Regions from separate parts of the Mus musculus genome. Here region 1 is linked to region 2. Evidence: chromatin loops called from intact Hi-C (ENCODE). Cell type or tissue: left cerebral cortex. All regions are shown on one strand. Links, peaks and the distances in the headings refer to the core of each region. The heading gives the core; the rest is flanking DNA.

Evidence for each region. A loop is a pair of places that touch in the nucleus more often than their neighbours do. Peaks named below come from ENCODE experiments on the same cell type or tissue, not always from the same donor. Only the 100,000 strongest peaks of a DNase experiment are listed, where the experiment ranks them.
Region 1: a loop joins it to region 2, with 2.1 times the contacts of the local background. A loop is called at or near these places in 2 of 42 quality-filtered maps.

The regions. Positions count from the first base shown.
Region 1 is chr14:44,820,098-44,826,354 of GRCm38, forward strand. No RefSeq gene overlaps it. Among named protein-coding and RNA genes, the nearest start is that of Gm34198, 22 kb to the right of the region's middle. In left cerebral cortex, for the core only: no CTCF peak of the experiment used is centred there; a DNase peak (open chromatin) is centred at 2,643.
Region 2 is chr14:44,892,144-44,898,400 of GRCm38, forward strand. All of the region lies in intron 1 of Gm16976 (predicted gene, 16976), which reads left to right. Among named protein-coding and RNA genes, the nearest start is that of Ptgdr, 36 kb to the left of the region's middle. In left cerebral cortex, for the core only: no CTCF peak of the experiment used is centred there; no DNase peak of the experiment used is centred there.

The DNA of each region.
Region 1 (6,257 bases), core at 461-5,460, 72 kb before region 2:
GAACTTTTAAAAATTATCCATGCCTCAGGAGAACAGAACCAACTACATAAGGTCCCTGGAGAGAGGGACCATTTACTCCTTTTATCTTGCCATTTATCCTAAAGCAAGAGAGAAGGAGCCCTCCATCCCCATTTCTGAGAGTGTAGCTCAAAAAGAATTGCACAAAATGGTGTTTGGTTCTTCTGGGGCGATTTAAGCTTCATGTTTATTGACTGCATTGCAAGTATACTTAGGCCCTGAATGAGTCACTAAGATTCCCTGCTTACCCAGGGATAACTTGCCAGTTCTTCAGAGAGGACGGACATTCTGAATTCCCTTCGATTCCCTGTCTCTTCTTGCTTTAGGCAATGGAATGTGAGCAGATATGTATCTCTTTGGAAGAAAACACTGGATTTTAGGTCCTACAACCCTAAGCCTTTTCTTCTCTTTCTCAGTCATCACCCCAGCACAGATTGCGAAGTACTCCATAGCTCCTGCCTGTGTCCCTAAGGAATTCTGACACCAGCGCCCACTTGACAGCCATGCTAGACATAGGGTAGGAGTCTGGAGTTAACCTTTGCTATTGTTTGTCCCTGAGATTTGAAAACAAAATGTTATCACACTCTGCTTTATTTCAGTGGGTGGTAATTAAGCTCACCTTTGCTGTGGAAGCAAAAAACTGTTTGGGATGACCCTGAGGGAGAGTTCAGGGAAGTCTAAAGAAGATTTCTACTCTGCCTCTTACTTCCATGCAGGAGGTACACGTGCAGTTGTACAAGGTCCCTGCCAGTAGTCCCATGGGGAGTGAATGGCCAAGTAGTGCTATGATCAAGAGTAGGATTCTTGCAAGAAGAATGACCGTATGGTCAAGAATTATGTATAACCAGACAACTGACCTAGTGCAGGAAGCACATACTGTGGAGACTTCCAGAGCTCTAGGAATGGCCATTGCTGGTAATTCTAGTTGCCATGGGACACAGAAGAAGCCATGTTCACCGTCAATACAATCCAGTTATTTAAGGTTTCAAAGGACAGTAAGGCAGGAAAGGAAGGTCAGACTGCTCCAGCTCTAGAAAAGCTTCGGTGAACGGCAGTGTTCTCAAGCCACACTCAGGAATTCTGCATTTTCTCCCAGGCACTGGTATCCCTTACCACCAGCTGGACAGAGCCGTGAAAGCCCTGGCGTTTTGTTAATCCTGTGCTGGATCTCAGATGTTGCAAATGGTACTCTCAGTTGACCAGGCTGCTTCTAGACATCAGAGGGCAGAGTTTTCAAAGCCAGCACACAGCTACGTTCCATCCTTATAACACAGCTTAGAAGAGTCTAACGGGAGAAAGATCAACTATTAGATCATTATTTACTGGGAGCTGCTATTAGAACCTTGGATGTGTTTCAAAGTCCACAGATGACCATGTGCTTTTTGTCATTATCTCTCCTTTGCAATAGTGAGCATATGTACATCCTCATTCATCAGGATGGGAGGCTGACCCTCCCTCAGACACCTGCCTAAAGAGAGAGGAGTCAGCCTAGCTCTGAATTATCTCTCAGCCCCACCTAACTCTGCCCTACCAAGAGAGTTTCCCATCAAAGCCCAATAATAACAAGAAATAATTTTAAGTCACTTGTTCAACTTATTGGTTGAGAAGCAAAAGCCCATTCAAAGGAGGCGCCTCCTATGTTCTGTCACCAGACACAGCATCAGTGACACAAGAAGGGCTGAACTTGTGTCAGAGAAAACCATGGAGATGGATTGTGAAATTTCTGTGCCCAGCAACATCCTGGAGGGAGTGGCATTGAGCTGGAGTCTCAGAGCAGCCTGCTTGGCTTCAAAGGGGATGCAGAGAAGTTCGAGCTAAGCTGGTGTGACTTAGGGAAGAACATGGTGAAGAGATCGCCCCATTGAAGACTCACAGCTGGATATTTGTGTGCCACTAGGCAGCACATGCATTCATTTAACTTGAAGGAACTTTTGTCTGGGAAGATAAAGAATCACAGAAATAAAGCTGCAGTTTCCAAGGTTGCAGGAGACATCCAACCCTCAGCAACATTCCAGAGAGAGAGGAAGCTCTGGCAAGTCAGCATCTCAGCTCCGGGAAGCACTATGAAATGTCCATAAAGTCTTCACATATGAAGGCTGCGCCATGTCCACCCCAGGACAGTTGATTCTACAAAACACCAGAAGGTATTAGTTTTGTCATTAGGCAACAGGAGCAATCACTGAGCCAAGACTTCTGAAACAGTGAAATTATTTCCCAGGGGGTAAAATATGAATCATATCCATGCTCTTAATGCCTTTCTCTATTAATAATGTACTGACCAGGGCTCTTTAGGTCTCTGCAGCCTTGCTTCCAGGATAGAAAAGTGTTCTGAGTGAAACAACACCCTCATTAAACAGCATCAGACTTGACTTCAAGGTTGTACTTAATGGTTTCTCCAAGTCTGGAAATGCTCTTGTTTCTTAGCAGATTTGTGCAGGTGGAATAGCAGGGCAGTGGGCTGAAACACAGTCTCAAGCTCTAGCTGCACCACAAACTGGGATGGAGAGGTTTGGGTCACCACTCAACCCTGTTTCCTTTCTTAGGAAGTGTGAAGGTTGTTAATGGTAGAAAATGACTTTAATTCCTGCACTTGCCTCCCAGGATCCCTGAAGGAACACAGATGCCTGTGCCCTACCACACACCTACTGGATCTGCATCTCTGCCAAGCTCCACTTTTAAACTCTGGAGTATAATCCTTCTGTAGGTCTGTATTCCAGGGGTGCAGACAGCTCCAGGCTCCTGGGTTTTCAGTCTCCATCTTAACAGAGTTGCTAAGAGCACAAATCAGAGTTGTTTTCATCAGGAGTGAACTAACTCCTTCTGTGCTAGCCTCTCACCTTCTAAACAGGTCTCAAAAAACCCTACACAGGAAACATTCTCCTTATAGCATGACTCCAGTCTGCTGCTGTTCTCCTCAAAGCACATGAATTGGGAGACTCAAGATGTTACTTCAAGTTCCCTTTCAAGTGTAAATCATGGGAGACTAAAACAGAGAATAAAAGGGAGAGAGCGAGCTAAGTTGTTGGGGGTGGGGGTATGTGTAATGAAAAATAATGTGGTGTATGTGTAGTATGTGTTGCATGTGTAGTATGTGTTGCATGTGTAGTATGTGGTACATGTGTACTATGTGTTGCATGTGTAGTATGTATTGCATGTGTAGTATGTATTGCATGTGTAGTATGTGTTGCATGTGTAGTATGTGGTGCATGTGTAGTATGTGTTGCATGTGTAGTATGTGTTGCATGTGTAGTATGTGGTACATGTATAGTATGTGTTGCATGTGTAGTATATATTGCATGTGTAGTATGTGGTGCATGTGTAGTATGTGTTGCATGTGTAGTATGTGGTGTTTGTATTAATTCAGATCTGTGTATGAAAGAAGCCATGCAATATTTGCATTTTAGTAGCTTATCATAAAATATGATATTCATCTGTTTTAATAGAAAGGATATTATTCAATTATTTTTTGTGACTGTACTACTATTCCACTTACAGTCCTCTTAAAGGATTTTGCCATGTAAGCTTGGGATTCCAAAACTGAAGGCTGTGTAGTCAGGTGTGGTTGCTACCATCTGTAATGCCCACACTTAACAGTCTGAAGTGCTAGGACTGTTATAAGTCTTAGGCTACCTTGGGCTACACATCAATGAGTTGCAAGTCAGCCTAGTGTAAGAGTTGTCTCAAAAGAACAAGCCACTACATGTTCTAGAATGTCATTTCTGTTAATGAGGGTGTCTCCCACAGGAGACTCACCTACTTCTGATATCATTTTCCCTATTAACAGCAGCAATGGGAAGAGGATAAAACAGAGTGGCTGCTACCACATGTCCATGTCTGTATGGATTAAAAATAGAAAAGAGGCAACAAAACCCTCTGTTTCTCTTGAAAGATGCAGGACATGAAGTGGCCAAGGCCTTAATCAGAAGAGCTCTGGGATGATTTCAGTTTCCACTCTTCCGCAAGTGAGGTCACTTCATACAGCCTGAAGCCCAGTCACAGGGCAGCTCCATGCTTGAAGACAAGGTAACCCATTCCCACTCTACAATCCTAGTGGAAGAAGGTGGAGTTCATCAAAGCCTCAGTGTTTGTCTAGAGCATCCAACATTTAATAAAATATCATCAGACATGATAAAAAAGCAGCAAGCTGAAACATACTTCCATATGTCTCAGACTGACCTGTCATGGGCCCTAAGGATAGCTATGCGTAAAATATATAATATACTTTGTCATAGGACAATAATGAATATATGCATAAATATATACATATATATGCATGTATGTATATATGTGTGTGTATGTGTGTGTGTATATAGGCAAATAATATACCTACATACGATGTACACAAGTACACACTTCAAATAAATATAATTGAGTGCTGTGTTTGTGTGTGTATCCAAGTTACAAAATAAAGGATTGTACAAAAGGTACAGGGAGAAAATGAAAGTCATGTATCTGACTGAGTGTGGGGAAAGGCCTAAGCCACAGGAGAATAAAGTACCTAAGGCACCAATCCCTGGTGCACCAGCCTTCCTGACCCTCAGTGCAGCTGAGCTCCCCACACAGCATGGCCTGAGGAAAAGGTACAGAGCATTGCCAGCGTTCTAGAGCCCTAGAAATGGAGAGAGCTTGCAAAACATAACTCTGGTAAACAAAACCGGATTCATTAGCCCCGATGGAATTAGGAAAGATACCAGGAAATATTCAACCGTAATATCCAGAAGGAACTGATCATTTGGATTAACAACTAGATAAGCATGAAAACATTGGAGCCTCAAGTGTGATCTGCTTCTCCTTTGGTTCAGCTGCTAAATCCTGTTTGTTTGAAACTTGAGATTTTACTTCAGGAGATCTTCTTAAACTGCACTTAGGTCTCTAAGTGCCTGTGGCTCTTGAGTGGTTTTCTGTTTGCTTGTTTCCCTCTCACTGGCACTGGTGTGCTCTAGCTGGTTTCCCATTCTTTCTCTGTAGTGATGCTTGGTCCTGGGTCTCTCTGTTCACTCTCTTGTGTCTGATCACAGGGGTTTATGTACCTAAGTAGTCTGCTGCAGTTTTATGCCCAGATTTCCTGGAGGAAACTTCCCTGCCACCTGGGTTTCTCTTGTTCCTCCATGGTTTGTAAGGTTGACCTGTTCTTCATTTCCTAAGAACCAAGTCTGGGCATGTTCCCAACAGCTGACATTAATCTTCTCCCAAGAATCAAAGATTCCCTGGACCGAGTTCCCAGGCCTGGCTGCTAATGGTTGTTTGCTCAGGCTTTCTCTCTCTCTCTCTCTCTCTCTCTCTCTCTCTCTCTCTCTCTCTCTCTCTCTCTCTCTCTCTCTCTCTCTCTCTCCTCTCTCTCTTTCGTGAACTCCAAGTCACCATTTGGATCATAGGGATCAGAAACAGCTACAGCAATTTACAGCTCAGTTAGAGGGTGACTGGAGGAAAACCCTGTTTGTATACTTCCTCTCTTATCTCTAATTCATTCCTTTGACATCTGTCACCAGTCATCTTATTACTATACAAAAAATATTCTTATTGTTTAGAGATCCCAAGGTCTTAAGTGCTCATGCAATAATCTGTCCAAATAATACTAGACAAATGTTATTCTGAGCACTTCATCGCTTGGGGAATCATAGAATTTTATGAGATATCTGCTCTAGCCAGAGGGGAAAGAACTCAACATCTATTTATTACCACCACCAATATTATTATTTTCTTTCCTATTTACCATGAATTTTTAATTTCAAAGACATAGGTCCATTAGTCTAATGGCTTAATCCCCTGTGTGCTCTATACCACATTTTTAAGGATTCTTCATGAGTTTTTAGCTTTTGGTTTTTATTTCCACTTCTTTGAGTTGTTACTGCTTATGAACTTGCAAACTTTGTATGTACAAATATAAGAGATTCTGAGCATATGTACTAAAAGCATGATTTTGTAACTAATGATTGCTTTGAAGAGCCTCTGGTGTCCTGTGACTCTACATCACTAGATGCTCTGTGGTAAAGCAACTGATGACCTGAGTAGCCTTTTTTTCCTTTAAAAAAATCACATTCATTTATTTATTCATTTATTTATCTGATCATCTGTTTATGTGTGCATGCACATGTTATACTGTTCATGTGAAGACAGAGGACAACTTGATGAACCTGTTGCTAGGTTCCTTCCTCTACTGTTCACTACATTTTTCCTGAGGTGGAATCTCCCATGGAACTAGAAGCTTGCCCTTTGATTGTCTAACTAGCCATCTTGCC
Region 2 (6,257 bases), core at 548-5,547:
ATTTGCAACATCTGAGATTCAGCACAAGATTAACAAGTAGGCACAGCTTTCAAGCCTCTGTTAAGCTGGTGGCAAGAGATATCAGAACTTGGGAGACAATGCAGAATTCCTGAGTGTGGATTGGGAACACTGCTGATTTACAGAAGCTTTTCCAGAGCCAGAGCAGTCTGAGCCTCTTTTCCTGCTTTACTGTCCTTTGGAGACATAAAGACTGAATTGTGTGGACAGTGAACATGGCTTCCTCCATGTCCCACGGCACCTAGAATTACCAGCAATGGCCATTCCTAGAGCTCTGGAAGCCTCCACAGTATGTGCTTCCTGCACTAGGTCAGTTGTCTAGTTATACATAATTCTTGACCATATGGTCATTCTTCTTGCAAGGATCCTACTCAAGATTGATTTCCAGAGTAGTTGTACCAGTTTGAAATCCCACCAGCAATGGAGGAGTGTTCCTCTTTCTCCATGTCCTTGCCAACATGTGCTGTCACCTGAGTTTTTGATCTTAGCCATTCTGATTGGTGTAAGGTAGAATCTGAGGGTCATTTTGATTTGCATTTCCCTGACCACTAAGGACTTTGAACAATTCTTTAAGTGCTTCTCGGCTATTCAAGATTCCTCTCTTGTGAATTCTCTGTATAGTTCTATGCCCCATATTTTTATTGGGTTGTTTGGTTTTTTTTTGAGTTAGCTTCTTGAGTTCTTTATACATTTAGGATATTACCCATGTGAGGTTAGCTAGGATTTTTTCCCAATCTGTAGGTTGCCTATTTGTCCTATTGACTATGTCCTTTGCCTTACAAAAGCCTTTCAGTTTCACAAGGTCCCATTTATTAATGCTTGATCTTAGAGCCTGAGCCATTGGAGTTCTATTTAGGGAATTCCCCTCCCCCACACCAATGAGTTCAAGTCTCTTTCCCACTTTCTCTTCAATTAGATTTAGTGTATCTGGTTTTATGTTGAGGTCCTTAATCCACCTGGACTGACATACAGTCAGTTAGACCAGCACCATTTTTTGATGATGCTTTCTTTTTTCCATTGTATATTTTTTGGCTTCTTTGTCAAAGATCGAGTGCCCTTAAGTGTGTGGTTCTGGGTCTGCCATCCTAATCCATTGAACAAACTGTGTATCTCTGTACCAATACCTTGTAGTTTTTATCACTATTGAACTCAAGAAGGTTAACATGTGGAAGGACCCAAGTGAGGATACTTCAATCCCACTTGGGAAGGAGAAGAAAGCAGTCATGGGAGGCAGAGGGAGGGAGGGAGCTGGCTGTGAGAGCAGAAGGGGAGGGGAAAAGGAGACCAAGATCAGGTATTGGGGGAGGACAAGAGAGAAACCCTTGAGCATCAGCAGAATAAATGGAAATATGCAACCTCAGGGGTGACAGATAAGAGGACCCTCTAGGATGTAACAGAGCCCTGGGAGATGAGAGTCTCACAGGATTTAAAGGGAGAGAACTTAGATGAAATGCCAAACTGTGGTGAAAGGGAACTGGTAGAGTCCATCTCTAGTAAAAAGAGAGGGCATCAAGTAGAGGGATGGGGTTGCCATCCCACAGTCAGAAACTCTGATCCAGAATTGTTTCTATCTAAAAGAGCTGCAGGGATAAAAATGGAAAAGAGACCGAATGAAAGGAGATCCAGTGACGGGCCCAAATTGGGGTCCATCTCAAGGGGTGGCTCCAAGGCCTGCCACTATTACTGATGCTATGGTGTGGTTATAGACAGCAGCCAGCCTAGCATGACTGTCCTCTGAGAGACCCAACAAGCAGCTGACTGAGACAGATGCAGATACTTACACCCAACCAATGGACTAAAGGAGGAGACCTTTGTGATTAAATTAGAGAAAGGTGGAGAAGCTGAGGAGGAGGGTGAACCCATAGGAAAACCAGCAGTTTCAACTATCCTGAACCCCTGGGAGCTCTCAGACACTGAGCCACCACCAGGCAGCATACACCAGCTGGTCTGAGGCTCCCGACACATACAGCACAGGACTCCTTGGTCTGGCCCCAGTGAAAGAAGGTGTGTCTAGCCCTGGAGAGGTTTGAAGCTCTAGCAAGTAGGGTAGCCTGGGTGTGTGTGGGGGGGCTGTGGGGGTGTATGGGGACATCCTCTTGGAGACAGGGGGAAGGAAGACTGGGATGAGGAACTATGGAAAGGGAGATATGGCTGGACTGTAAAACAAATAAAACTAATAAAAATTCTTTGTGTGAAATTCTCAAAAAATCTTAAAAGTATGTATATGGGTGCACATGCACTAGTACATACTTTAAGATAATTTTTTGAGAATTTCACACAAATAATGTTTTATTACTTTTATTTTTTAAAGTCCAGTCATATCTCCCCTCTCACAGTTCCTCATCCCATTCTCCCTGTCTCTTGTCTCCAAGAGGATACCCCACACATATACCCACATTCGTCACACATACTCAGAGCACCCCACTTACTGGGGTTTCAAGTCTCTGCAGGTTTAGACACATCTCTCACTGAGGCCAGTCTAGGCAGTCCTCTGTGTGTGTATAGACTTAAGTATTTATAAATACAGATACATATACATGTATATGTATACATACATGCCTACAAGAGGGCTAGGGAGATGAAACAGTGGTTAAGAATTTGCTGTGGAAGCATGAAGACCAGAGTTCAAATCCCTCGTAGCTACATAAATGCAAAGTAGACATGACAGTCTTCCTGCCATTTTGGCACTTGGGAAGCAGAGACTGGATACATTGAACAAGATGGATGACTAAACTAGATAAATCAATGAGTTTTGAATTCAAATAAGAGAAACTAACTTAGTATTAATGCAAAGCGATTAGAGAATACACCTAGCATTAACCTCTGGCCTCCACACTTGCTCACAGCAGTGCATGCATCTCTATAGTCAGACACACAGAGTTTTACACGTGTCTACCTGCTCACACACAACCCAGGTTCTACTTTAGGCATTGGGAAGATTGTCCTGAGAATCCTCAGCAGTCAGCATGAATGACTGGATGCCTTTCTGCAATGTGCACCTTTTCTGTTGTAGAAAATATTTCATCTCAAATCGGCATTTCTTCTCTGCCTTTCGTCATTCAGTTTCTGGATAAAATATAGCCAACTTTCATATTAATAATAACAATAGTAACTATAATAATAATAATAATAATTTGTTACCAAATTAATCTTAAATGTTTATCAATATACAAAGATTTATACCAATGAAACCTGTCCAAAATCCAAAATTCTGGACCAATGTAATGAAATATAACCTCAGTTCTGCATCAAAATATGAAGATATCTACCAATGTATGATCATGGCTATAAAATGTTTTTGTTGTTGTTGTTGTTTAGAAATAGATTCAGTAATCTAACCCTATTTGTTTACTTCTATAATAATATGTCTATATCCCCCTTTTTATTCTCAACCCCCTTTCCTTTATCTGAGAAAGAAAGGAGGAGAGAGAAAAGGAAAGAGAAATCCCTGAGTCTAAGCTCCTTGTTTCGTTTCCTTCCTGTCCAAGACTATACTTATTTGTAAATCATCCCAGAGAATCACAACATATGTATACTTTATAAAGTGACCAAAACCATCCACCTCAATTTAAGGGACTGGGATAACAGTCTGTTTTTAAATTGCTTCTTGGTGAATTGGGGTGAAGAACTCCTGTTTGAGGCCCCAGAAAGAAATTGGAAATGTGGTTCAGTCAGAAGAAAGCTAGGTGGCATCATTTGTTGTCCATTCTCTATGTGCTGAGAAAATTTAGGGCTTAACTGAAGTCCTGACTGGAACAGTCTGAGAGGTCTTGTGGAATTAGCAGTCCTTCCTGAAGCTGTTCTAGAAGCAAGTGTCTGGAAAACAGCATCCGTTTGAGGCATGATCGATCAGGGAGCTGGAACAGCAGGTCTCCGCATCTGAACATCCTCAAGGTGGAATCCTGTCAGAACTGCTCTCTTGGTCTTCCATTCTGTAATATATAAAAATGTATTTTACAGGCAATAAATAGTTCTATGTAGACATTTGTAGGGAACGTGTAGGGTGCACAGATCAACTGATGATGAGTTTTTATTCTTGGAGCAGGTGAAAGATAACTGTCTTTTGTCAGAAGTTAGTTTGATCATGTAATCAAACTGCAGTATAAATCTCCATTCATGTCATGTGAAAGGACGACATATAATAATAAGTCATAAGAGCTTCGTAGCCAACAAGACTTAGTGGCCATGTAAGCTGAAGTTCTGACTGGAGACATATCTATGTCCCAGTCAGTTCAGAGCTGTTTCAATGGAGAGTTTAGGAATATACACCCCCCCCCAGTGCATTTGGTCTTTTTGATTTTCTCCTGTCTGCAGTAGAAATCTTCAGTTAGTCTCCTTTTGTCAAATCTGATCCTTATTACTTTGGAAGGAGTCCAAAGCCTTTTCCTCTTTCCCCTTAACATAAACTTCAAATCTTTCTCCCCAAATATGATGTCCTTGGTTCAGCAACCCAAAGTCATCAAAAGTATAGGTTGACTCAATATAGTAGCCCTTTTTTAAATTTAGGTCTGCTCTATTTTGACCTCTTGTAATAGATTTGTAATACCATCACAACCATAGAAATTATAACCACCTTCATTTTGATAATTTAAAACAATTATTATTTATGGAGACAACAGGGTTTCTCTGTATACTCCAGACTGACTAGGATCTGTTCTGTAGATTAGGCTGGCCTTGAAGAAGGAATCCATTTGTCCTGCCTTTGTCTCCCAAGTATTGAGATCAAAGGTCTGGATTTATTTATTTATCTATATAACCCTGAAAACATTTATCTCAATTCCCATTTCTTTCTCCCTTCATTAGAGGTTAATATTCTGTGGCTAACTCCTTCTCTATATTCAATGTCATTCAGATTTCCTTTCATTTACTGTATAAACATATTCCCAAGCCATAAATTACCTGTTGAGAGTTCAGGGCTTGGGCAATTTGCCATGTGCCAGGCAGAGGGGTCACCAGTTCTCCTGTGGAAGCCCACTTTACAGAGACTGGTTGTACATATCAGCATGACGTCCTATTTCACATTAGCTCTGAGGAGCTGCCATTAGTTCTCCTGTGGGAGCCCCAGATCCCAATGATACAGGCTCACTGCTCAGAGTAGTGTGAAACTCTAACCCATGACAGCTCTCCTGAGCATAGCTTTGCTTTTTCTGATGGATAAAAGCAAAACAACTCCTCCCCAACCCCATCTTTCGGTCCTCAGATTGACATTGACCAGCAGAATATACCTTTCCTAGCACAAAATGCTTCTTGGCAACAGAAACGTATAAATTTTTAATTTGAAATAATAACCATACTTTATGCTGTTAAGTGTATCCAGATTTACCTTTCTCTTTATGTATATTTAAGAATGGTGTGTATTTTATTTTTTAAGTTACTACGAACATTACTAATTATTATTAAGCAAATACCTATATAATACTAAGGAAAAATATGTCATTTTGGCTCCCAGACTGTTGTTTGAAAGTGTCTGTATCTATCAGAAGAAAATCCTACCCTGACTTGATTGTGTAGACCAGGATGGTCCAGAACTCAGAGATCTGCCTGTTCCTGTCTTCTGTGTCTGTGATTTTTTTAGCTCAGAATCTGTGTTGCAACTGTGTAGCTAGGCTTATATCTGTTCCTAGCTCAGAGATGCACTTTAGGGGCAGTGCAGTCACAGCCAGGCACCAAGTAATATGCTCAAAGACCCTGGACTGGCCAGTGTTTAAGCCTTCTGTTTTGTTGCTCAAGAACTTTGCCATTTGGCGAGCAGGGTTGTAGCTATGTTTTAGGTCATGCTTTAACTCCTACAATAACCCCACCTCACCCCCCACTGATGGAATCATGCATGCCAGACCAGCATGCATGCTAATCCTTGCTGGAACCTTGCAAGTCTTGGGGAAAACCAACTTTGCTAAGGAAACAGTTCTTCCTGCCTCTCTGGCATTAAAGGGACAACACTTTGTTGTTGTCCTTGTTTCATTTGGGAATCTGAAATCAGTTTTGTTAAAAGTGAGTTCTTGCCATATATTAGTTTGCTAATATGTTGCAGAAAATATTTAATCTCAGATCTGGATTTCTACCCTGCCTTTGTTCATCTAGGTCCCAGATAAAAGACACACAACTTTTATATTTGTATTGTGTTAATCAGCACTAGGTTTGGACAAATATCTACCCTCCATGCTATTAAAATCCACTTCCCCATCAATAACCCCAAGAATTTTCCATGTAGCATCTGGGCAATTCTTAACCCTAATTGA